2 separate regions of the Homo sapiens genome follow, and region 2 is linked to region 1. The links are chromatin loops, found by intact Hi-C in ENCODE. Cell type or tissue: endothelial cell of umbilical vein. All regions are shown on one strand. Links, peaks and the distances in the headings refer to the core of each region. The heading gives the core; the rest is flanking DNA.

The links. Hi-C counts contacts between places; a loop is a spot of excess contacts. Peaks named below come from ENCODE experiments on the same cell type or tissue, not always from the same donor. Only the 100,000 strongest peaks of a DNase experiment are listed, where the experiment ranks them.
Region 2: a loop joins it to region 1, with 3 times the contacts of the local background. A loop is called at or near these places in 2 of 110 quality-filtered maps.

Annotation. Positions count from the first base shown.
Region 1 is chr2:71,449,724-71,461,707 of GRCh38, forward strand. It overlaps a transcript of DYSF not described here. Among named protein-coding and RNA genes, the nearest start is that of DYSF, 11 kb to the right of the region's middle. RefSeq lists a silencer at 1,199-1,385 and enhancers at 3,696-4,545, 4,546-5,394. In endothelial cell of umbilical vein, for the core only: CTCF peaks have their summits at 3,005 and 5,891 (motif pointing right); a DNase peak (open chromatin) is centred at 6,288; H3K4me3 peaks cover 1,380 bases; H3K27ac peaks cover 1,264 bases.
Region 2 is chr2:71,293,741-71,305,724 of GRCh38, forward strand. No RefSeq gene overlaps it. Among named protein-coding and RNA genes, the nearest start is that of ZNF638, 32 kb to the right of the region's middle. In endothelial cell of umbilical vein, for the core only: a CTCF peak has its summit at 5,852 (motif pointing right); a DNase peak (open chromatin) is centred at 5,911.

The DNA of each region.
Region 1 (11,984 bases), core at 2,414-10,413:
CCACCGCACTCCAGCCTGGGTGACAGAGGGAGACTGTCTCTAAAAAAATTAAAAATAAAAAGAATTGCATTTCAAGTTAACCTAAGTAAAATGTGCAGCGACTCACTATAAAGACACTGGGCATGTTGGTCTGGATCCCTGGCTGCTAGCTACAGCAGCCAAGCCTGGATATCTGAAGCAAGAGAGGATTTCAGAAGAGCTTTGGGGGCTAACAGAATGGAGGGAGGTTGGAGAACTTGGCTTTGGTTATGGACAGGACTCGCACAGCAGGCGCCCTACCTGGTCATTTGCTGTCACACGGCAGCTGCCATGTCTGACTTCCTGAAGCTCAAGAACTTGTTTCAAGTCTTGGGAGAGAGCATCCAACTGTCTGAGCCTAGGCCACACTGCCCAGTGACACAGAGTGGGAGGCCCTATCTCTAAAGCTTCCAGAAAAAAGGCAGGCACTTCTGCCCACCAAGAGGGGTGGGAAAAGGATGTTTTAGGAAGAGGGAGATTAAAAGCTGGAAGCCAAAAATGGCAAATATCCACCACAAGGACTATCTCAGCACTCACAGGCAGGGAGACTCAAGGAATGAGAGCCAGGAACAACAACCAGAAGGGTCTCTTTCTGGATCTTGTTTTCCCCACCTCACCCCCTACACGTGATCTCTTTTTCTCTGACTGCGAAACTTTCTCCACTTCATGTGCGGGGCCCCTTCTGAGCCTCCCATTTTATTCATCTCAGCTCCAGCCACACAGAAGCTAGCTTCTCTCAGTCCCAATTCCACGTTTTTGGGAGAGAGAATGTGATTGATTCAGGTTGGGTAGTCTCAGAGAAAGTGATTCTTTTAAATAGAGAAGATACCCCAAACATGTCCTACAATTTGGGGGCAGACATGCTCACTAGAGGTTTATTTCTGCACAGACTGGGCTGTGCAGAAAAAGTTTGAAGACAGCCTTCTGTATGAATAAAGTAGTGAAGTTGTGAGGAAGGTGTTTAACCTATACAGAAAACTGGCTCTTTTCTTTTTTTTTTTTTTTTTTCCTGAGATGGAGTCTTGCTCTGTCGCCCAGGCTGGAGTGCAGTGGCATGATCTTGGCTCACTGCAAGCTCCACCTCCCAGGTTCACACCATTCTCCTGGCTCAGCCTCCCGAGTAGCTGGGACTACAGGCGCCCGCCACCATGGGGTTTCACCATGTTAGCCAGGATGGTCTCGATCTCCTGACCTTGTGATCCACCCGTCTCGGCCTCCCAAAGTGCTGGGATTACAGGCGTGAGCCACTGCACCCAGCCAAACTGGCTCTTTTCAAATCACTGTAGCCACACCATATTTGCAAGCAGCTAGCTGCTTCTTAGGTCCAATTTTAGCTCTGCCACAGAGCAGGTTCATGTTACTTTATACATCTGAATAGAGCCAAACTGTACTTCTTTAAAAATAGACCATAATTTGGGCTTTCCCTACATCAACAGGGCCTCCTGCCCTTCTTCCCAAAGCAATTAAATTTTACTCCCTCCTTGCTATCTTTCTGTAAAATTTGAATCTGAAAAATGCTTGCCACAGACAAGGTACCAATAAATGTTGGTAAATGAATGAATGACTGAGTCAATCAATCAGTTGCTACATCCGAGCCAAAACTGTTTTCTCCAGCAACACATAATGGCCAAGTTCTGTAATGGGAAACTTGATTGCTTCATCTGCTCTTGCAGAATTTCCTTTCTTCCTCCTAGCTTTGCCTTACTTTGCGCCATCCCCCTTTTCACAACCTTGGTCCAAGTCACCATCAACTCTCACTCTGACCCTCTGCTGTAGCTTTTAACTCTTCACTTCCACTCTGATCCCTTGCACTGTATTCTCCAAAGGCAGCCCAAGGGAGCTTTTGAGAAGTAAATCAGATCCTGCCACTCCTCTGGACTTAGCAGGCCTCAGGCAGCTTCCCCCAGGCCCTGCATGGTGCCCTCCAGCCTGCCTGCCCCATTCCACAACCCCTTAATCTACACTCCTCTCCTCCCATGGCCTTGACAGAGCGCTTCCTTCTTTCTCTCTGGAATACTCTCTTCCTTGCCCCCACCTCAGTCCTGCCCAGTGAACTCCTAGCTGACCTTCAGATCTCATCTCAAATAGCTCTTACTGTCCTGGGCACGCGATGAGGACTCCCTGCTCTCTGTTCTCACACTCCCACATTTTCTGTCTTTTATGGCACTTACATATTTGTAATGGTATGTGACTGACGTGATTATTCCATAAGTGTCAGTTTCCCTCACTGAAGTGGAAGCTCTTTGAGGTTAGGGACTCTACTTGTTTGCTAGGGCTGTCATAGCAAAATACTGCAGACTGGGGGGCTTAAATAACAAAAATTTATTTCTCACACTTCTGGAGGCTGGAAGTCCAAGATCAAGGTGTAGTCAGCAGGCTTGGTTTCTTCTGAGGCCTCTCTTCTTGGCTTGCAGATGGCCGCCTTTTCCCTGTGCCCTTCACATGGCCTTTTCTCTGCGTGCATGCATCCCTGGTTTGTCTGTATCTAAATTTCCTCTTTTTATAAGGGCACTGGTCAGATTGGATGACCCTAATGACCTCACTTTAACTTGTTCACCTCTTTAAAGGTGCTATCTCTAAGTAGAATCACATTCCAAGGTACTGGAAGTTGCCTTTCACATAGAAATTTCGAGAGGACCTAATTCAGCCCATAACACAGACTGTGTCACTTGTGCCCACCACTGTGTCCCCACCCAGGACAGTGCCTGACTTATTTTAGGACTTGACACACTCCCATTAAATGAATGATTGCATTTCAGCTCCCCCCTTCCTCTTCCTCTTCCTCTCCCCACCCCCCACCATACGTTGTGCTAAAGGCAAAGAAAAGAAGGCATAGACCACTACAGAAGGACCCTAAGTGACCACAGGAAATGTTTGCTACCCTAATCTTGAAATTACAGACCTTTTTTTGGGGAGTGTTGCTCTCTTCTAGTATCTCCCTATGGGGAAAAAAATCAGCCACCTGTCAGCGGCCAGCCCATCCTGCCCTGGGTGTGTCTACTGCCCCCAGGGGCTGCTGTGGGAGTTTTGCTGACAGCTGCACACCCATCCAACTGGCCCTCTTTAGAGGGTGAGTCAACAGGCTGCCGGGAGTGTGGATCTATCTGCAGGAAGGCAGTTTAGCAATAGGTACTAGAACCTAAAAAAAAGTCATATCCTGTGACCTTACAATCTAATCTGAAGAACTGGGTGGGGGGAGGGGGAGGGCTAAGATGAGTTTATATCTTTTTTATTAAAAAGAAACTCCCTTTCTCACTATTATAGTAGAATCTGGGGAGAGCCTAAATGTGAAACAAGAGAAAGTTTGTGAATCTAGTACATTCATATGACAGACAATTATATAGCTATTGAAAATAGTGTTTATGAATAATTGTTTAATGATGTAAGATGTTACATGAAAACGTGGGACACAGACTGCATTCTACACTCAGATATATAATAAATACTGCAATTTACATGTGTGTATACATTCAGAGGAGAAAGCCTGGGCTGCCAAATACCCAAATGTTAATATACTATTTTTTCAGAACCAGAGATTTCTTTCTTTATGCTTTTTGTTTTAAAATGGCATGTGTTGCTTTTAAAGCCAGAAAAAGGGGGCAAAGTTTTTAAGGCAGCTGCCTTGCTTGTCAATGAAATTCTCAACTCCAGGCTTCTCTTAGGGAAAGAGGCCTCCCCAGGATCCCCCGTCCTACCCCGGGCGGTCGGGTTGAGTTCTGGAGAGACTGCTCCAATCCCCGAGGCGGAAGGAGGCAACCGATTTGGCGCAGCACTCAGCCAGGGGGTAGAAGCTCAGGGGAGGAGCCGAGCCTTTCTCCTGTCCAAGAGCGAGATCTGGGCTACGCCGGGCGCCCGGAGCCCTAGTCCAGCCCCCGGCCATCGCGGCCGCCGCCCAGCCAGGTGCAAAATGCCGTGTCATTGGGAGACTCCGCAGCCGGAGCATTAGATTACAGCTCGACGGAGCTCGGGAAGGGCGGCGGGGGTGGAAGATGAGCAGAAGCCCCTGTTCTCGGAACGCCGGCTGACAAGCGGGGTGAGCGCAGCCGGGGCGGGGACCCAGCCTAGCCCACTGGAGCAGCCGGGGGTGGCCCGTTCCCCTTTAAGAGCAACTGCTCTAAGCCAGGAGCCAGAGATTCGAGCCGGCCTCGCCCAGCCAGCCCTCTCCAGCGAGGGGACCCACAAGCGGCGCCTCGGCCCTCCCGACCTTTCCGAGCCCTCTTTGCGCCCTGGGCGCACGGGGCCCTACACGCGCCAAGCATGCTGAGGGTCTTCATCCTCTATGCCGAGAACGTCCACACACCCGACACCGACATCAGCGATGCCTACTGCTCCGCGGTGTTTGCAGGTAGGAGGGGCCGACCACCCTCGCCCGGGGTCGGGGTGGGGTAGAGGAGGGGACGCCGCGGCTCTCAACCCTGGAGAGCACCTAGAGCTGAGAGACAGGAGACTTTCTGGCCCCGCCAGACTGACGTTGAGTGTTGCAACGACACAGGTCTGCAGAGGGCGACTCAGAGGGAAACTGAGGCTGGAAGGAGAGAGGTGTCTGAATGGCGCTTCTCCTGGAAGCTTCAGCCCAGGTTGGTACTGAGGTAGGCCAGGAAGGTGGGACCAGCATCTCTCCTCTCACCTTTTCGGGATCTCTGAAAAGAGGTCTTTCTGCGTTGCCGGCGGCGAAGCGCTGTACTGCAGGGCTCTCCTCCTTCTCCCCTGAAGGTCTGGTCCCAGGCCTATTTATAACCCAGCTCTCTTCCCGCCCCGATCTGCGCCTGGCTGCTTTCCTGGCCCTTTGCTCTCTCTCAGAGGCTGGCCTGGCAGGCTGGCAGCCACTGGAGGCGAAGGCACCCTACCCTTGCTTTGCGCACAGGATGGGGGAAATTTAGCAGCTGGGCACAGCTGTCACAGCACCAACCTTTACAGACTTTCTCTGCCCCCAACCCCTGCCCCCAACGGACCAGTGGGTGGAGGGAGCGGGGGTCGTATCTGCTTTCTATCATCAGAGTGAGGCCTCCTTGAGCAGGGAAGCCACTCCCTTATCAGATTGGGACCTCCTATAGGAGGGCCTTCATAGAGTTATGACTTGACTTTTCCTCCAGGAGCTGAGGGCTGGGCCCTGGCTGCTCTCCAGGAACCCTTCAGGACCAAGCCAGAGCTAGGATCTACACAGCTGGGTCTTTGGGCTTGGAACCATACTGGGGGAGAAGAACTAGGGGGAAAGAGTGTGAACCTCCCACCCAGCCTGTGGGTTTTCCTCTCAGCCTCCACTACCTGCCACTCCCCTTCTCCCCAGAGATCTGACTTCTAACTACATCCCAGACTTCCAGAAATCATAGCATTAGTTGGTTTCTGGCCATTCAGCACAGTTTCACAAGCTCCTGGATACACCTGTTCACAGACACCATCTGCACATATGATCCCAGGCACATGCACACCCTGGAGCGTGTGGGACACCTGTGATGTTCCAAGGAATAAAAGCTCCGAAAGCACAGGCCTGTGTCCAGCTCAGCATGAGCAAGGGATCATGTCATGAGTACCTTCTCTTGGGTATGAGATTCAGGGCTTCTGGATTTGTTGGACCAGAGCAGAGCTTGAGGAGGAGTTGCTGAATGGTCCTGAGGCCTGGAAAGCAGTGTACACCAAGAGTGGGGACCAAGGGGGTGGCTGTGGCACTCCAGCTGTGCTTTTTTTCCTAACGTGCTGCTTTGATCTGCTCTCAATCAGTTTCCCACGTGGCCTCCGGAAATGAGCTTTATCCAGGTGTTTCCAGCAGGGAGGACATGGGAGTCTTTCATGCTTCCTCTCCGCATCCTCAGCTCTGGGCAGGCCAGGTCAGTGGCCCTGTTCAGCAGCCTGGCTGAGGGCTCTGGGCTCCTGGTGCACAACTCCAGGGGGCACCATTCATACTGTAAATAGCCCCTTGGCGGAGGGGAGGGAGGACAGGCACTCTGTGGGTGAAGCAGCCTCCTCCCACGCCAGCACCTCTTCCCCATTTATAGCCCCTGAACCTGGGGGCTGGTGCTCCAAATGTACACTCAGCTGCAGCAGCCCCTGCTGTCAGGGGCTTTGTTTCTGGCTTCCACTCAGCCTGAACCAGATTTTCTTCCACCTTCCCTGACCACATGCCCCCTCTGCACCCCCATACACTCAATACACTAGGCTTCTACCTCATGGTCCCTCACCCAGGCTAGGCTCAGACCTCTGGTTGGAGAAAGGAAAGAATGAATAATAAATGGCAGGCACTTTCTAACCCCAGAAGTGCAGGAAGTGCTGCTGGTGTGGCTTTTCTTTTGTTATTTCAGCCCCAAGGGCCTGTGTGTGGAGCAGCTCCCCCCATCCTGCATCCTCCCATTTACACATCCCTGGCTGAATCCTCTCCCCACCCCCATCTGCTTTTTGCCTGCTGCCTGGCTCTTCGGGGTAGGCTCCCCCTTTCCAGGGCCCAGAGCACACAGCTCACCTTGGGGAAAGGAAGTACATTTTCTGTGCCAATCCGTCATGAGCCCCTGAGCCTAGGAAGAGACTGGCTGGAGCCCCCACCCCTGGTCATCACTGAAACCGCCAGGCAGTCCTGGGGAATGCAGTCCCTCCCCTCCCCCAGCCCCTGGCCACATTTCACGTCCTGCATTAGCCAAGCTCCTAACCCATGTCCAAATTTGGCCTCCCTGTGACATTCAGGCCTGCTCGCTCTCCTTCTCCCTGGCAGGGTCAGCTTGGTGAATGATTACACAGAAGACTTCGGTCTCAGGGATGCAGCTCAAAGCAAAACACCAGTCTGGGAAGCCTTCCCTCCCCAGCTGGGCTGGGTCTGCTCTTCCCAGACTCTATCTGTTGTCCCATAAAGCCCCTCCTTTGGTTACATGATTATAATACCCTGTAGCCACACTTCACAGCCCCTTTGTGCATGTATACATTCATTGCAAGCTCACAGAAGCTTTGTGAGGTAGAGGGCAAAGATATTATCCCCCCTTAAAGATAAGGATATTGGCCCAGAGAAGTGAAGGAGCCTGGCCAAGGTCACATAGTGGCCACAGCATCCCCACCCCCAACCCCTCATCAGTGCCCTCTGTTGTTCTCAGTATCCTTGGTGCATGAATAAGAAAGTGCTCTGGAGAGCATACCATATGCTGCCCACACCCAGGGCACCAGGGCACTCGGACCTGAGCCAGCCAGGGAGGGTGGTGCCTGGGGTCCCCAGCAAGAAGCTGAGTCAGAGTAGGGGGAGTGCAGGGCTGCAGGAGCATGGTGTGAAACAATTGACCAAAAGATGGAGGATTCTGGGGTTTCAAATGCGTGTTCCTCACAAACAGAGGGAATGGACATTTGCTAAGCACAAAAGCATACCATTGTCAGGTGGTGTTTCTTGAAAATCCCACCAACAGTCCTATGAAAGAGATCTATTTAACTGACACCATGCTTATTTTAAGGCAGATACTGTTCTAACTAGAACATTAATAGAAGCTACATCATGACCCGGTTATAATTTGTACCAGGTCCTTATATGTAGACATATACACCTCAGTCCTCTTAGCAAGCATATGTGGTAGCAACTGTCATCACTCCCATTCTACAGATAAGGAAACTGAGGCATGAAGAGGTTAAGTAAGTTGCCTGAGGTTATACACTGGTAAGTAGTGGGGTTATGATTTGAGTCTAAGTATCTGGCTCCTGAGCCCCCACAATATCCCCAGCTTTAACCACTCTGCTATCTACCTCTGGCTTTAGCTTGGATTTACCAAAGACAAGCAAGAAAAGGTGGAGGGGCAGGACCTGAACCCAGGCCTGGCTGAGACCCTGATGCCCCCCTCGGTCTGCACCTTGACTCCTCTCATCACGTGCGTGGTCCTTACTGCTGCTTGCTCACCCAAGCACAGACATCCTCAGCCCTTATGTTCTGGTCTTGCAGATGCTTTCTTATCTCAGGGGGTCCTTGCTCTCTGCCTCACCCTCTCTATATCTGATAGGACCAATCAGTCACCAGTTGATGCAGGACGCTCCCTCCAGGCAGTGCTCTCGTTCCGGGCAAGCTCACAGCTCTGACAGGACTATGGTGGCTGCCTAGGGTCTGATAAGCCAAGGCCAGGGCAATGGTCACATGGCACTGAGGTGGGCAACCTGTGGTGCGTATGGCAGGTGCTCCGGGACTTCCAGGGAGGGGGTCATGTAACTGTAGATCTCAAGCTTAGCCAGTCTAGGAGAAAGTGAAAGTTGGGCGGGGGGCTCAGAAGAGCGGCTAGCTGGCAGCCTGAGTCACAGTCCAGTGGGATAACAGCATCGAACAAGAGGGAGAGAAGGACTGCCTGCATCTTGAACTCGGGATCCCAGGTCTGCCACTTTTCAAGCTATGTGGCTTTGGGCAAGTTACTTAACCACTCTGTGTCAGTTTCCTTATCTGTAAAGTGTTGATAACAATAGCTTGTACCTGCTTTGGATGAATCATTCTGGAGAGTTTATGTGTTAGTCCATATAAAGCACTTCAAACAGCCAGGCAAGCAATAAATGTTAACTATAATAATTATTACATATACTTTTACATAAATTTATTATAATCATTACTATTAACATATATTGTACATGTACTAAGAAATAATTGTACACATCCACAAAGGCTTTCAATGTCTTTTTTGCTTGGTGAATTCTATCCTCAGCTTTGTTTCTCCATCCACTGTCCTGCCAGGCTGGACACAACAGGCCAAGTGGTGGGTGGCCGTCTGTCTGCCCCCAGGGACACTGGGCCTGTCTTCTCTGGCTGCCCCTCCTAGAGCAGTCCCTTCTGAGGCGAAGTCATTTGGCCACCTGCCTGATGGCTGGCAGTGGCCCTCACTGGGGTACTTTCTCTTTCTGGGAACAAGTATTCCTCTGGTGACTCACTAGCAGCCCACAAACCTCTTCAGTCCCTCTCCCCAGGCCAAACTCACTTTCTTTCTCTACTTCCTGCATGCTAGTCTCTTTCCAGATTGGTCCACTAGCATGGGATGTTAGCAGAGAGAGCGTTCACATCTACTGTGGATGTGCTGTGCCCCAAGCACTGTGCTGGAGTTGCTAGTGTTTTGTTTAATCCTCCCAACACCGCTGCAAACTGTCCTCATTCTTTTGATTGCACAGAAGTGGAAACAGACACTGAAAGGTCCAATCACATGCCTCAGGTCACACCACTAGGAAAGGGTGGCCTGGGACAGAAGCCCAGGACTGTCTGATTGTTTCCACTATGCACGATTTCTCCCCTGACAGGCCCTAATCATGGCTGTGGTCAGAACCAGGACTGCATGTGGGTTCTACCCTCTTGCTGGATACACAGGTCCCCTGTCAATTCCACCTGGTGGACTGGGATATCCGCCGGACACATATTCTTAAATGAATGTGAAGGGAGAGGGAAGAAGGCCTCATCTATACTTCCGGAAGCCTTTGGACATTGACAAATATGCCCTGAAGGAGTCCTGTCAACTCATGTAGAATGTTCCTCTAAAGGTCAGTGTCACTGAGCAGAGAGGCAAGGTTTGTTTGCCTCCTGGCACCCCATGTTTAAGTCTTGGGAAACACAAAGGACCAGCTAACATTAGGAGAATGTGGCCAGAGGAGAACTGGCCCAACTCCAGCAGCAAGAGATGATTAGAAGCATGCCTTCCTCGATGGTCAGGAAGGTAGGGCCACAAATAAGTAGTGACAGGGGTCACAAACTCATGCACTTCCAGAAACGTGGCAGGTGGACTAAGATCAAGCTGGAGGGGAAATCCTATGTGCATACTGGGAGTGAGCTGAGGGGGGGACACCTGGTCTACAGGTGCCAGACGGTCAGTGTTAGGTGGAAAATCTAGGCCCAGGTGCCACATTCTCTGATTTTTTTCAAGAGAAGCTGTAAATCCAGATTTATACGGAAAAGTCTTCTAATATTTAAGGTACAATTTTGTTATAAAACATTGTACTGATTAAAGACAACATGTCTGTGGGCTGGATGTGTCCCAGAGAACACCAGTGACCGCTTCTGAGACACAGTATTTCATTCAATCCTGGAGACCTTGGGCCTGGGCTCTCTGGAGGGCAGAGAGCCAGTGTCCTCTCCCTTGGGCTCATCAGGCAGCACCTGTCATCAGTGACTACAGGATGGAGTGAGTGGGAGAGCTTTAGTCCCCTTCCCCCTTAACCTCTGTCAGCCCCGAAACACTGCAATAAGCATGAAACTCAGTTTCCAAACAGGCCCCTCAAGCCCTTCCTTCCAGGCTATGGCTCCTAAGCTGGCCCCATCACCTTTACAGTGGGGCTGGAGTAGCCTGGGGTCCCGAGGAGCTGCCCTCACCTGAAGCCTCAGGTGGGATGCAGATCTAGCTATTTGTAAACAAGCCCTAACTAACATTGGTATAAGCATGATGGTCTCTCCACTCACATAATAGTTGAATGTAGACAGTCCTGACTGGTAAGACTCTGACCCACAGGCTGTCCAGGACCCCAGCTCCTCCTGTTTTATTGCTCTGTTATCCCCAGAAGTTCCCTTTGACAACGTGGTCCATGATGGCGCACGCCTCTGTCTATATTCCAGCCAGAGGGGAAAGGGGGCCGGGGAGGCGTGCCGCTTCCCTTTAAGGACATATCCAGGCAGTTATATACAGCCCTTCTGCTCATATTCTGTTGGTCATCAATTAGTCTCCTGGCTACATTCAGCTATGAGGGAGGCTGGGAAATGTTTTTATTTGGGTGACCATGTACCCAAGTAAAGTGCTGTGGAAAATTTCTGTGGATGAAGGGGAGAACATATACTGGGAGGTGGAGGTCAGGTCTCAGCCACACTCTCCATTAGAACTTAATTCCTGATAATGTCCCCTCGGGAGGAAGCCCTATTGAGTTACTAGGCCTCAGTATGAAGTCTGCAAGGGAACAGTCAGTTATCTGATTAGGGAGAAGTCCAGGTCAGTGAACATCAGCCAGACTAGGAAGTTGGAGGCTGGGATGAAAAGGAGGCCTCAGGAAGTGTCCAGGGGTCAGATCACCAGCAGTTGCTTTTCTGATTTGCAGAACAGATGTGGGGAGACCCTTTTCCTTGGATGCAAGCCAAGGGAAGGCAGAAGTCCCTTGGAATGTTCCTATGGAGGTATTAGTTATACCCCCTACAGATTTCCATTTCCTGTGGTGACTCTGAAGGACTGGAGCTGGGGTAGGGTGGGGTATGATAGGGGCAAAAGCAAAGCCAGGAATCATTGTGATAGACAGGAAAAAAAAAAAAAAAAGAAAAAGAAAAAGAAAAAAAGCTTTGTAATATCCAAAAGTCCCTCTAGGGGGCAGTACTATCCCCTTTGAGAACCACTGGCTGAACTCACCAGTGGGCAGAACCCACACCCGGGAGCCACGTGCAGTGTCCACTATACCAATGCCAGGCCAGTCCTGTACTACACGCTGGGAATACCTGGGTCACTAAGACAGACTTGGTCTCTCCCCTCGTTGACCAACTCCACAGTCTAGCTAGACACGAAACGGGTGATTACGCTAATAGTTATTCCTGACCATTGTGATGCGTGCTAAGAAGGAAAAGGGCTGCTGTGCAGTCATTTGCCAGAGGGACCCGTCTAGACCCCAGGATATCAGGGACTGCTTTCCTGGAGAGGTGATCTTTAAGCTGAGGCCTGAAGTATGAATAGGTGGTTCTGCAAAGAAAGAGAAGAAGGCAGCTGGAGGCAGAGAGAACAGCGGACCTCAGAGCTGAGAGGGAGCTTGGCATATTCTAGAAACTGACGAGGCACCGGAGCTAGAGCTAGGAGAGCGAGAGGTGGAATGGCCTTGCCCTTTGGCCCGAGGAAATGAATCTGGGCTTCATCCCAAGAGCACAGGAGGCCTTTGGATAAACCTCCCAAGAGGCTTTTAGCAGGAGATTGACCTGATCATATTTAAGATCACCTGGCTGCAGTGTGGATAATGGGTCAGACATAGCCAGAGTGATGATGTGATGAGGCGACTGACCAGCTAGGAGGCACCTGCAGTGGCCT
Region 2 (11,984 bases), core at 1,746-9,745, 160 kb before region 1:
TATAATATATACTGCTTGCAGGTATTTTCTCCCACTCTGTGGGTTGCATTTTCACTCACCTATACTGTCTTTTGAATACTATCTTTTGATGCACAAAAATTTTTCAATTTTGACAAAGTCTCACTTATGTATTTTTTCTTTTGTTGCCTGTGCTTTTGGGGTCATATCCAAGAAGTCAGTGCCAAATCCAATATCATGAAGCTTTTGCCCTATATTTTCTTCCAAGAGTTTTATAGTTTTCACTTTTGTGTTTAGGTCTTTGACCCATTTTGAATTAGTTTTTGTATATGATATAAGGTAAGGGTCCAATTTCATTCTTTTGCATGTGGATATACACTTTTCCCAACACCGTTTGTTGAAAAGACTGTCCTTTCCCTGGTGAATGATTTTTGCACCTTTGTTGAAAATCATTTGATCATATATGTGAAGGTTTATCTCTGAGCTCTCTGTTCTATTCCACTGATCTGCATGTCTATCTTTATGCCAGTATCACACTGTTTTTGATTACTGTAGCTTTGTAGTTTTTTGTTTTTTGTTTTTTTTTTGAGACAGAGTCTCCCTCTGTCACCCAGGGTGGAGTGCAGTGGCGTGATCTTGGCTCACTGCAAGCTCCGCCTCCTGGGTTCAGGCCATTCTCCTGCCTCAGCCTCCCGAGTAGCTGGGACTACAGGTGCCCGCCACCACGCCCGGCTAATTTTTTGTATTTTTAGTAGAGACGGGGTTTCACCGTGTTAGCCAGGATGGTCTCTATCTCCTGACCTCGTGATCCGCCCGCCTCAGCCTCCCAAAGTGCTGGGATTACAGGCGTGAGCCACCGCGCCCGGCCAGTAAGTTTTGAAATGAGGATGTGTGAATCTTACAACTTTGTTCTTCTTTTTCCAAGATTATTTTGGCTATTCAGGGTCCTTTGGGATTCCATATGAATTTTAGGATGGATTTTTCTATTTATGTAAAAACATTATTGGGATTTTTGAAAGGGATTGCATTGAATCTGTAGATTGCTTTGGGTAGTATTGCCATTGTAATAATATTAACTCTTCCAATTCATGAACATGGGATATGTTTCCTTTTATTTGTGTCTTCCTTTATTTCTTTCAGCAATTTGTAATTTTCATTATACAAGTCTTTTACTTCCTTAAGTTTATTCGCACTAAGTATTTTATTCTTTTTGATGCTATTACAAATGGAATTGTTTTGAATTTCCTTCTCAGATTGTTCATTGCTATTGTATAGAAACCAACTTATTTTTGTGTTTTTCACCCTGCAACTTTACTGGATTTGTTTTTTAGTTCTCGTGGGGTTGTGTGTGTGTGTGTGTGCGTGTGTGTATAATCTTTAGGGTTTTCTACATATAAGACCATGTCATCTGTGAATAGAGATAATTTTACTTCTTTCTTTCCAATTTGGATGTCTTTTATTTCTTTTTTTTTTGCCTGATTACTCTGGCCAGAACTTCTAACGCTACGTTAAATAGAAGTGGCAAAAGTGAGGCCGGGCTTGGTGGCTCACATGTGTAATCCTAGCACTTTGGGAGGACGAGGCAGGCAGATTACATAAGCTCAGGAGTTCTAGACCAGCCTGGCCAACATGGCAAAACCCTGTCTCTACTAAAAATACAAAAATTAGCCAGGCATGATGGTGCACACCAGTAATCCCAGCTACTCTGGAGACTGAGGCATAAGAATCACTTGAACCTGGGAGGGAGAGGTTGCAGTGAGCCAAGATCGTGCTACTGGACTCCAGCGTAAGCAATAGAGTGAGACTACAACTCAAAAAAAAAAAAAAGTGTCTGAAGTGAGTATCGTTGTTTTATTCCTGATCTTAGTGGAAAAGCTTTCTGTTTTTCATAATTGAATATGATGTTAGCTGTGGGTTTTTTGTATCTGGCTTTTATTGTTTTGAGGCAGTTTCCTTCTATTCCTAGTTTGTTGAGTATTTTTATCATGAAAGGATGATGAATTTTAAATACTTTTATTGCATCAATTGAGATAATGTGGTTTTGTCCTTCTAATTCATTGTATGAAGCTAGGAATTACTTTTTTTTTTTTCTTTTTTGAGATGGAGTCTCACCCTGTTGCCCAGGCTGGAGTGCAATGACATGATCTCAGTTCCCTGCAACCTCTGCCTTCTGGGTTCAAGTGATTCTCCTGCCTCAGCTTCCCAAGTAGCTGGGACTACAGGCGTGCACCACCATGCCTGGCTAATTTTTATATTTTTAGTAGAGACGGGGGGTTTCACCATGTTGGCCAGGTTGGTCTCCAATTCCTGACCTCAGGTGATCCACCTGCCTCGGCCTCCCAAAGTGCTGGGATTACAGGCATGAGCCACTGCACCTGGCCTTTTATTCTAAAACTAGATAAAGAATACAAAAAAAAGTACAGACCAATATTCCTCATGAATGTAGATGCAAAAAATTACTAAATTATTGCCAGATTTAAGGCCAGTGTACAAAAATCAATTATTTTCCTATATTGTAGGAATAAGCAAAATAAATTTTGAAAAGGGATACTGTTTTCAAAAGCATCGTAAACATTAAATAATGTAACATAATATAGTCATAATATTAATGCAGAAAACCATACAATGTTATTGGGAGAAGGTAAAGAAGTTCTGAGTAATTAGAAGGATATACCATATTTTGTTGATTAGAAGTCTCAATATTGTAAAGATTTCACTTCTTAACAAATTGATTCACCGAGTCAATGCAGTCCCAACTCAAAATCCAGTAAGTTTTTTTTCTTTTTTTTTGAGAACTTGACAAGTTGATTCTAAAATGTATCTGGAAATGCAAAAGACCTAGAATAGCCCAGACAATCTTGAACAGTGGGAAGGCTAGCCATATTGGATATCAAGACTTAATATGGCCGGTCATGGTGGCCCACACCTGTAATCCCAGCATTTTAGTAGGCCAAGGTGGGAGGATTGCTTCCAGCCTTTTTTTTTTTTTTTACTAAAAAAAAAAAGAGAGAGACAACATGACACTGTAATTATTAAGAAAGTGTAATATTAATGGAAGAATAGAAAAATTGATCAAAAGACTAGAATAGAGAGTGCTGAAGCAGAATCACATATATCTGGACACTTCATGTATGAGCAAATTGACCCTAAAGAGAAGAAGGGAAATAATTAAATTTTTTTCAGTATGTGGCATGGAGACAATCAGATATTATTATTTTTAAAAGGAAGGAAAAAACATACAAAGTAAAAATCAAACCAAAGCTTGACCCAACGTCACACTATTAAAAAAAAAAAAAAAAAAGGCCGGGCACCGTGGCTCATGCCTGTAATCCCAGAACTTTGGGAGGCTGAGGCGGGCAGATCACCTGAAGTTGGGAGTTTGAGACCAGCCTGACCAACATGGAGAAACTCAGTCTCTACAAAAAATACAAAATTAGCTGGGCGTGGTGGTGCATACCTATAATCTGAGCTACTCAGGAGGCTGAGGCAGGATAACAGCTTGAACCCGGGAGGCGGAGGTTGCGGTGAGCCGAGATTGCGCCATTGCACTCTCCAGCCTGGGCAACGGGAGCAAAACTCCGTCTCAAAACAAAAAACAAAACAAAAAAGTTCCAGGTGGGTTGTGGTTTTAAATGTGAGCAGCAAAACAATGAAGTTCCTAGAAGATAATATATGAGAATATCTTCATAACCTTGGTATAAGAAGACTTTTAATAGGATGCAAATAATACTAACTATAAAGAGAAAGAAAAGCTAAATTGGACTACATCAAAATTCTTTCCTCACTGCCTCCCTCCCATCCTTTCTTCCTTCCATTAAGATTTTACCCCTGGCCAGGCATGGTGGCTCACACCTGTAATCCCAGAACTTTGGGAGGCCAAGGCAGGAGGATTGCTTGAGCCCAGGAGTTCAAGACTAGCCTGGACAACGTAGCGAGACTTAGCCTCTATTTTATATTTTTTTTTAAAAAAAATTTCACCCTACTGGGGAATTATTAGAGATCAACAGTAAAAATAAGTCATTGCTTATCAAGAATACTGTGGTAATGTCCTGTCACTGGGGTCCTCACATAAACTGTTGAAAACCTTTAAGCCATTTCCTACCATATAGCCACATAATCTTTTCAAAATATATATCATCACTTTACACTTTGACTTAAAATTCTTTCACTTAAAATTCTTTCACTAAGACTGGTTAAGTAAATTCTAGGATATCTCCCTAAAATGAAATATGCTACAGTCATTAAAAAGAATGAGGTAGATTTCTTTACATGAATGTAGAGCAATCTCAAAGAATTATTAAGTCAAAAAACAAGATACAGAACAATGTGTATTAAAGTGTAGGGAATAGATACAGTAGAATCTCATCATATATTCATTTCAGTTACTCAAAATTAACTAACTCATGTAGGTAAAAGAAAGGAAATTATATATTATTAAACAGGGCAGGGGACTGCATTGGCCTTTTCTCCACTTTGTCTAAGTATGTAGTCTATCTTATTAGTCTGTGAAATAGTGTGTAATTTTAAGGGTTTTACTGACCATTTATAAGGAAGAGTTATACATAATGCAGGAGGCCAGGCACTGGAACGGTAGTGGTTTTCCTAACTATCGTGCAGCACAGCTTGTCTTAAGACAGGGTCTTACACACTGAATGATTTTTGGTATGTCTGGCCCTCAGCCATTAAATGTCAGTAGCTTCTGAGGTATTGGGTCAACCAAAGAACTGCTCTGCAGATCTTCAAACATCAGTGGATGGGATGGGATTTAGGAGCATACCGCCTTAGTGTTCTTAGGCTAAGAACACTAGAGGGGAAAAAAATAGAAGAAATAATATAGGGTCACAGAGAAAACTGAGTGAAGACTGAGAGGAATTCACAGCATGGGATTTGGGATTGGTTGCACAAAACTGTATATGCTACGCCTGAATAAGTAATGTAAGGGTTTTTCATGGATTATTTTGACCATAAGCAAGACAGGAAAATGGGCAACATGGTTGCATGTAAGTTCTATCTGGAATTTAAGTTGGGCTCTCAGTTGCCAACTCCAGGGAGCTGCCAGGAAGTAGATGTGCTTGAAGGACTCCTCAGTTCCCACCTTTACCCTGAAGTGTTCTGGAACCTGCACTTACTATCCCTGTGCCAGCCTGTCCCTCCTCCCTCCCTAAGGAGGGGAAGGGAAACACCCTTAAGAGGGAAAAATCAGCTCTGAGGTGAGGAAATAGGATAGTTACTAATTTGAGAATACTCATTTGGCCAGGCGAGGTAGCTCATGCCTGTAATCCCAGCACTTTGTGGGAGGATCACTTGAGCCCAGGAGTTTGAGACCAGCCTGGGCAATGTAGTGAGACACCTGTCTCTAAATAAGAAAAAAATTAGCCAGGCATGGTGGTGCCTGCCTGTGATCCCAGCTACTTGGGAGGCTGAGGTGGAAGGATCACTTGAGCCCAGGAGGTCCAGGCCACAGTGAGCCATGATTGTGCCATTGCATCCCAGCCTGGGCAACAGAGCGAGACCCTGTCTGGAAAAAAAAAAAAACAACTGATTTGACTTAATGTACTACTGGACTAGACTAAGGAAACTCAAAATAAGTTCAGTACAAGGAAGTGTCTTGACTTAAGTTATAACTGAAAAGTCACACAGACTTCCGCTTAGCAGGGGCTTGGTAGGATAGCTGCTGTCCTTAGAAAGGTTTTGGGCATGGCCAACCTTGGTCTGGTATTTCAGTAATAGACTGGATTGTGCCTCATTTTGGTCACCACACTTAAAAAATAATGTAGATAAATACAGGAGTCCATTGAAGGTGATTAAAATTATTGAAAGCAGGTAAAATAGCCCTAAGATTGGCATTGGTGTTTTTACTGCACCCCAGCCCAGATTCTTCTGAAGTTTTCAGTAGCACTACTACAAAAGACCACAAGGTGGTGACAAAATTCTAAGGTATCTTTTTTTTTTAAGCTAGATTTGGAAGCAATCACACATTCCCTGATGGAAATGAGGAAAAGAAAGCTTAAGAATGTCTATATTTCAAGTTTTATGGAATGATCAGAATACTTTCTCTAGCAGGTTTTTTGCAATACTTGCCCATTGTTTAAACGAAAAGATTTCATTCATGTTAAAGAACAATACTGGTAAATGAGTTAGATATTTGTCTCTTAGGCTTTAGCAGACATCAGCATTGTTTCCGTAGCTTTCTGCTCTCTTTTTCTCTCTTTTCTGTCCTCTGTACCTCTGTCCCCTTTCAAAAGACTCCATCATATGAGGAAGTCAATCTAATATAGTGGTTGAGGGCGTGGATTCCGGAGGCCTGCTGCTGAAGTTCAGATACAGATTACCAGTTATTAACTGTGCGACATACAGCAAATCACTTAGCTCTGTGCCTTGGTTCCTTTTTCTCTAAAATGGAGATGACAATAGTGCCTAGTTCATTGATTATTCTCAGGATTAAATGAATCTATAAGTGTAAGAGCACTTAGAGCAATGCCTGGCACATAAAAATGTTAAAATTATATGGAATTAAAATTTAAATGATTTTCTATTGGTTTATGGAGTTAACTTTTTAAAATTTATTAAGTAGATGAGTGAGCTGCATGAGGATTTTCTCTCTCTCACACACACAACTTCCAAATAAAATTTAGTTGCTTTTGGTTTAGGAGGCACTTAATAGCTTTCCTTTTCCTCTGTCCGTCATGTTTCCCTATTTCTTACCCTTACATTAGTCACTGAAGAGAAAAGGATAGGGATTTTGTTTATTTATATGAAAGATATTTATGTTAAAGTGAGACAAGAAAAAAAAAGTGGGGTTTTTTTTTTTTTTTTTTTTTTGAAACAGGGTCTCGCTCTGTTGCCCAGGCTGGAGTGCAGGCATGATCTCGGCTCACTGCAACCCCCCCTCTCCTGGGTTCAAGCGATTCTCGTGCCTCAGCCTCACAAGTAGCTGGGACAAGAGGCGCATGCCACCATGCCCAGCTAATTTTTGTGTTCTTTTTAGTACAGATGGGGTTTCACCATGTTGCCCAGGCTGGTTTTGAATTCCTGAGTTCAAATGATCTGCCCCCCTCGCCTCCCAGAGTGCTGGGATGCCAGGTGTGAGCCACCACACCTGGCCAAAAACATAGATTTTTTTGCCCTGTATTTTCTATGGGCACAGAAGAAAGACCTTTTCAATAATCAAGAAGATTTTTAAAAGGATATTATGCCTTACATATTTAACTATTTTAGGATCACATTAAAATGATCTGCTAATGAAATTAAAATCTGTACATTTACTTTATTCACTCTTTTTTGTTTTTTTGAGACATTCTCACTCTGTTGTCCAGGCTGGAGTGCAGTACCGCAATCATGGCTCACTGCAATATCTGCATCCCGGGCTCAAGCAGTCCTACTGCCTCAGCCTCCCAGGTAGCTGGACTACAGGTGCATGCCACCACACCTCGCTAATTTTCATGTGTTTTGTAGAAATGGGGTTTCACCATGTTGCCCTGGCTGGTCCCGAACTCCTAGGCTCAGGTGATCTACCTGCCTAGGCCTCCCATAGTGCTGGGATTACAGGCATGAGCCACTGCACTGGGCTTGTACATTCTCTCTTTAGAAAATAAAACTTTTTAAATAAAATACTTCAAATATCCAAAAGAAAATCTGAGATATTTGTAAGATAAAATCATAAAAATAAAATTAACGCCATTTCTTCAACCACTCAATTGAAGAAATAGAACATTAATATAATTTTTGAAGCCCTCTATACCCTTACTCATCCTGTGCCTCTCTTTGAACTTCCCCCAATCTGACTTTTTTATTTCTTATTTTTTCTCTCTCTCTCTCTTTTTTTTTTTTTTTTTTTTTTTTTTTGAGACAGGGTCTTGTTCTGTCACCCAGACTGGGGTACAATGGTGTGATCATGGCTCACTGCAGCTTCCTTGACCTCCTGGGCTCAAGTGACCCTCCTGCCTCAGCCTCCTGAGTAGCTGGGACTAGAGGCGTGTGCCACCATCTCTGGCTAGTTTTTGTGTTTTTTTGGGGAGAAGTAGTTTCACCATGTTGTCCACGCTGGTTTCCAACTCCTGGGCTCAAGTGATCCAACTGCCTTGGCCTCCCAAAGTGCTGGAATTATAGGTGTGATGATTTCTTATTCTCTTACATGAAAAAATATCTTACCACTAATGGGCAAAATCATAAACACGGTATTGCTTAGATTTGCATGTTTGAAGACTTTACGTAAAATGATTCCTATTCTTCTTCTTCTGTAACTTGCTTTTTGTTTTTAGTCAGGAGTATATTCCAGATGTTCATCCATGTAGATACTTACCTAGAGCACATGTATTTTTACTACTCTGTTGTATTCTGTTATGTATATATCATTTATTTTTGTCACTCATCTGTCAATTAAAAATGGTATTAAAATCCAGAATTTAATAATTTTGCTATTAAAAAACCAGTGCTGCTGTGAGCATTTTGTACTGGCTTCTTGGTACACCTGTTCAAGAGTTTTTCTAGGCTACATGCCTGCGAGGGTAATGCTTGAAAATGACAAATGGTTTTCCAGGGTGATCATGATCCATGTACCTTCCTACTAGCCGTATATAAGAATTAATGTTTCTCCATATCCTTACCAATATTTGGTCTTTTGGTTTTTGCTTGGTGTGTGCAAAATGGTCTCTGCTTCAATCACTCTGGCCTGTTTAGTGCTCCTCACAACCTTTGCACTTACTTGTTCCTCTGCCTGGAATGTTCTCTCCCTGATATCTCCGTAGTTTGCTCCTTTACCTCTCTCAGGCCTTCACTTAATTGTGAAGTTCTCTGTGAGGCTTTCCCTGTCCATCCCCTTTAAAATTTGGCATGCTTCTCTCCCACTCCCTTATCTCTTCACTGCTTTATTTCTTTCCGGACCACTTACTGCCACTGCTTTTCCACACTAGAACTTAAGTTCCTTAAGGATAGGGAGTTTTTCATATCTTGTTCACTGTTGTGTTTCTAGAATTTAGAGCAGCACCTTCCCCATAGAAGACTTTAATAAATATTGTTGACTGAATTGAATGAATGTCATTGAGGTTTTACATTTTCTTGATTATTAATGAGGTAGAGCATTAATGAGGTGGCCACTTTTTATTAGCCATTTGTGTTTCCTTTTCTGTGAAATGGCTGCTCAAATATATTGCTTATTTTTCTATTGGGTTGTTTAATACTTTCTTATTGATTGATAGCAGTTCCTTGTAAGTTCAGATTTGTTAATTACTCATGTCATACATATACTTATACTTTGTGCCTTAACTTTAAGCTTTTTTTAAAAAAAAAAAAAAAACTTGGCCAGGCGTGGTGGCTCACGCCTGTAATCCCAGCACTTTGGGAGGCCGAGGTGGGTGGATCATGAGGTCAGGAAATCAAGACCATCCTGGCCAACACGGTGAAACCCTGTCTCTACTAAAAATACAAAAAATTAGCCGGGCGTGGTGGCGGGCGCCTGTAGTCCCAGCTACTTGGGAGGCTGAGGCAGGAGAATGGTGTGAACCCAGGAGGCGGAACTTGCAGTGAGCCTAGATTGCACCACTGCACTCCAGCCTGCGGGACAGAGCGAGACTCTATCTCAAAAAAAAAAAAACAAAAAAAAAAAAACAAAAAAAAAACTTACCTCTTGATAAACAGTTTTAATTCTTTAAACACTTTTTAAAAATTTTTTTAATTTTAATTTTTTTTTAGAGACAGTGTCTCACTCTGTCACCCAGGCTAGAATGCAGTGGTGCAATCATGGCTCACAGCAGCCTTGAACTCCTGGGCTCAAGTGATCCTTCTACCTCAGCCTCCTAAGTGGCTGGGACCACAGGTGCACACCACCATGGCTGGCTAATTTTTTTTTACTTTTTACAGAGACAGGGTCTCCAGTATTGCCCAGGCTGGTATCAAACTCCTGGGCCCAAGCAATCCCCCCACCTCTGCCTCCCAAAGTGCTGGGATTACAGGTGTGAGCCACTGCACCCTACCTGATATGTACTTTTGGATATATGATTACACATATGTGTGTTTTTTCTATTTAAAAATGGGAACATACTACACGTACCTTAAACTCTTTCAGTTATCTAAAAAATTAATTGTCAAATAATATTGTATTATATGGATCTAAAACAATTGTGTAGTTTACCCTCATTTGTTTCTGCAAGCTCATCCTCTTTTTCATGGTCATTAGATATTGCCTATTCTCAACACTTGGCCATCTTCTCTCCTCACTTGGTATTACCTCCGTAGGTAATCTCACCGATGGCTCACAGCTTAAGTTATTAGATACATGCCAGTGACTTCCCAGAGTTACGTCTCTAGCTCATAAACCTCAGAGCCCCAGCCTAGGTATCTAACTGTCTGCTTAGCATTCCTGCTTGCTTATGTCAAAGGTACCTCAAACTCTACATGTCTAAACAAGGCAGAACTAATGAATTTCCCCTCAAACCTAGCAGTCTGCCAGTGTTCCCTTGGCATGATCATCTGTCTCACTGAATAAGGCATAAACAGGAATCACCATTAATACATTATTTGCTCCTAAATCCTGATCATCTCTCCTGTGATGTCTTCTTTGATTTAGCTGGGCAGAAATTTAGGCTTCTGTAACCAAGAAAAGCTACGGATTGTCTGATTCACATCTGTTTAGAGTTTACTGTTTGTGGGCAAGAAATATACCTCTTTGCAAGGCTCTGTGGTCTTTCCTGTTTGCTTTCAGCTGGACCAATTGAACTGAACCTTGTTTTTTTTGCAAGAATTAGATGTAGAAGTAGTGAATTTATGAGTTAGGAAATTTTTTGACTGCAAGTTACAGAAAACCCTAATCCAAACAAATCAATTTATTGCCTTCTATAAAAGGAAGTCCAGAGGTAGAATGGGTTCAAGCTGATAAATATCAACAGTGGCTCAGTTATATCATTATGGACCCAGGTCCATTCCTCTCTTCATTCTGCTGTTCTTAGCAAAGTCAGTGTTTCAAGTTACAGGAGTTTAACCAGCACCTTTGTAACCACAGAATAAGGATGATCACTTCCCACACTTTCCACATAAGGATAGAGGCATCCTCCTGGCATTCCGTATGTATACATTTTTTCAGTTAAATATTCTAATTGGCTCTCTTTAAAAGTTTTATTTTTAATTGATGCATAATAATTGTACATTATGGTTGGGTGCAGTGGCTCACACCTGTAATCCCAGCACTTTGGGAGGCCGAGGTGGGTGGATCACTTGAGGCCAGGAGTTCTAGACCAGCTTGGCCAACATGGCGAAACCCTGTCTCTAGTAAAAATACAAAAATTAGCCGGGCGTGATGTGATGCACGCCTGAAATCCCAGCTGCTCAGGAGGCTGAGACATGAGAATCACTTGACCCTTGGAGATGGAGGTTGCAGTGAGCCGAGATTGGGCCACTGCATTCCAGCCTGGGCAACACAGTGAGACTTTGTCTCAAAAAAAATTTGTACATATTTATGGGATACAATATGATATTTTGATAGTGATCTGATTAGAGTAATTTGTAGAGTAATTTGCAAATCCACACCTTAAAACATTTATCATTTCTTTGTGATGAGGCCATTCAAAATCCTCTTTTCTAGCTATTTTGAAATATACATTATGTTAACTATGGTTACCCTACAGTGTAATAGAACAACAGAACTTATTCTTCCTACCTAACTTTGTATTCACTGACCAACCTCTCCCCATTCTTCCCTTTCCCCACCTCTCCTGCTCCAGTTTCTGTTAATCACTATCCTACTCTCTACTTCTATGAGATCAACTTTTTTTTAGATTGCACATATGAGTGAGAATATGCAGTATTTATCTTTCTGTGTCTGGCTTACTTCACTCAATATAATGTCCTCCAGATTCATCCATGTTGTTGCAAATGACAGCATTTTATTATTTTTGGCCGGGTGTGGTGGCTCACTCCTGTAATCCAGCACTTTGGGAGACTGAGGCGGGCGGATCACCTGAGGTCAAGAGTTCAAGACCAGCCTGGCCAACATGGTGAAACCCCATCTCTACTAAAAATGAAAAAATTAGCTG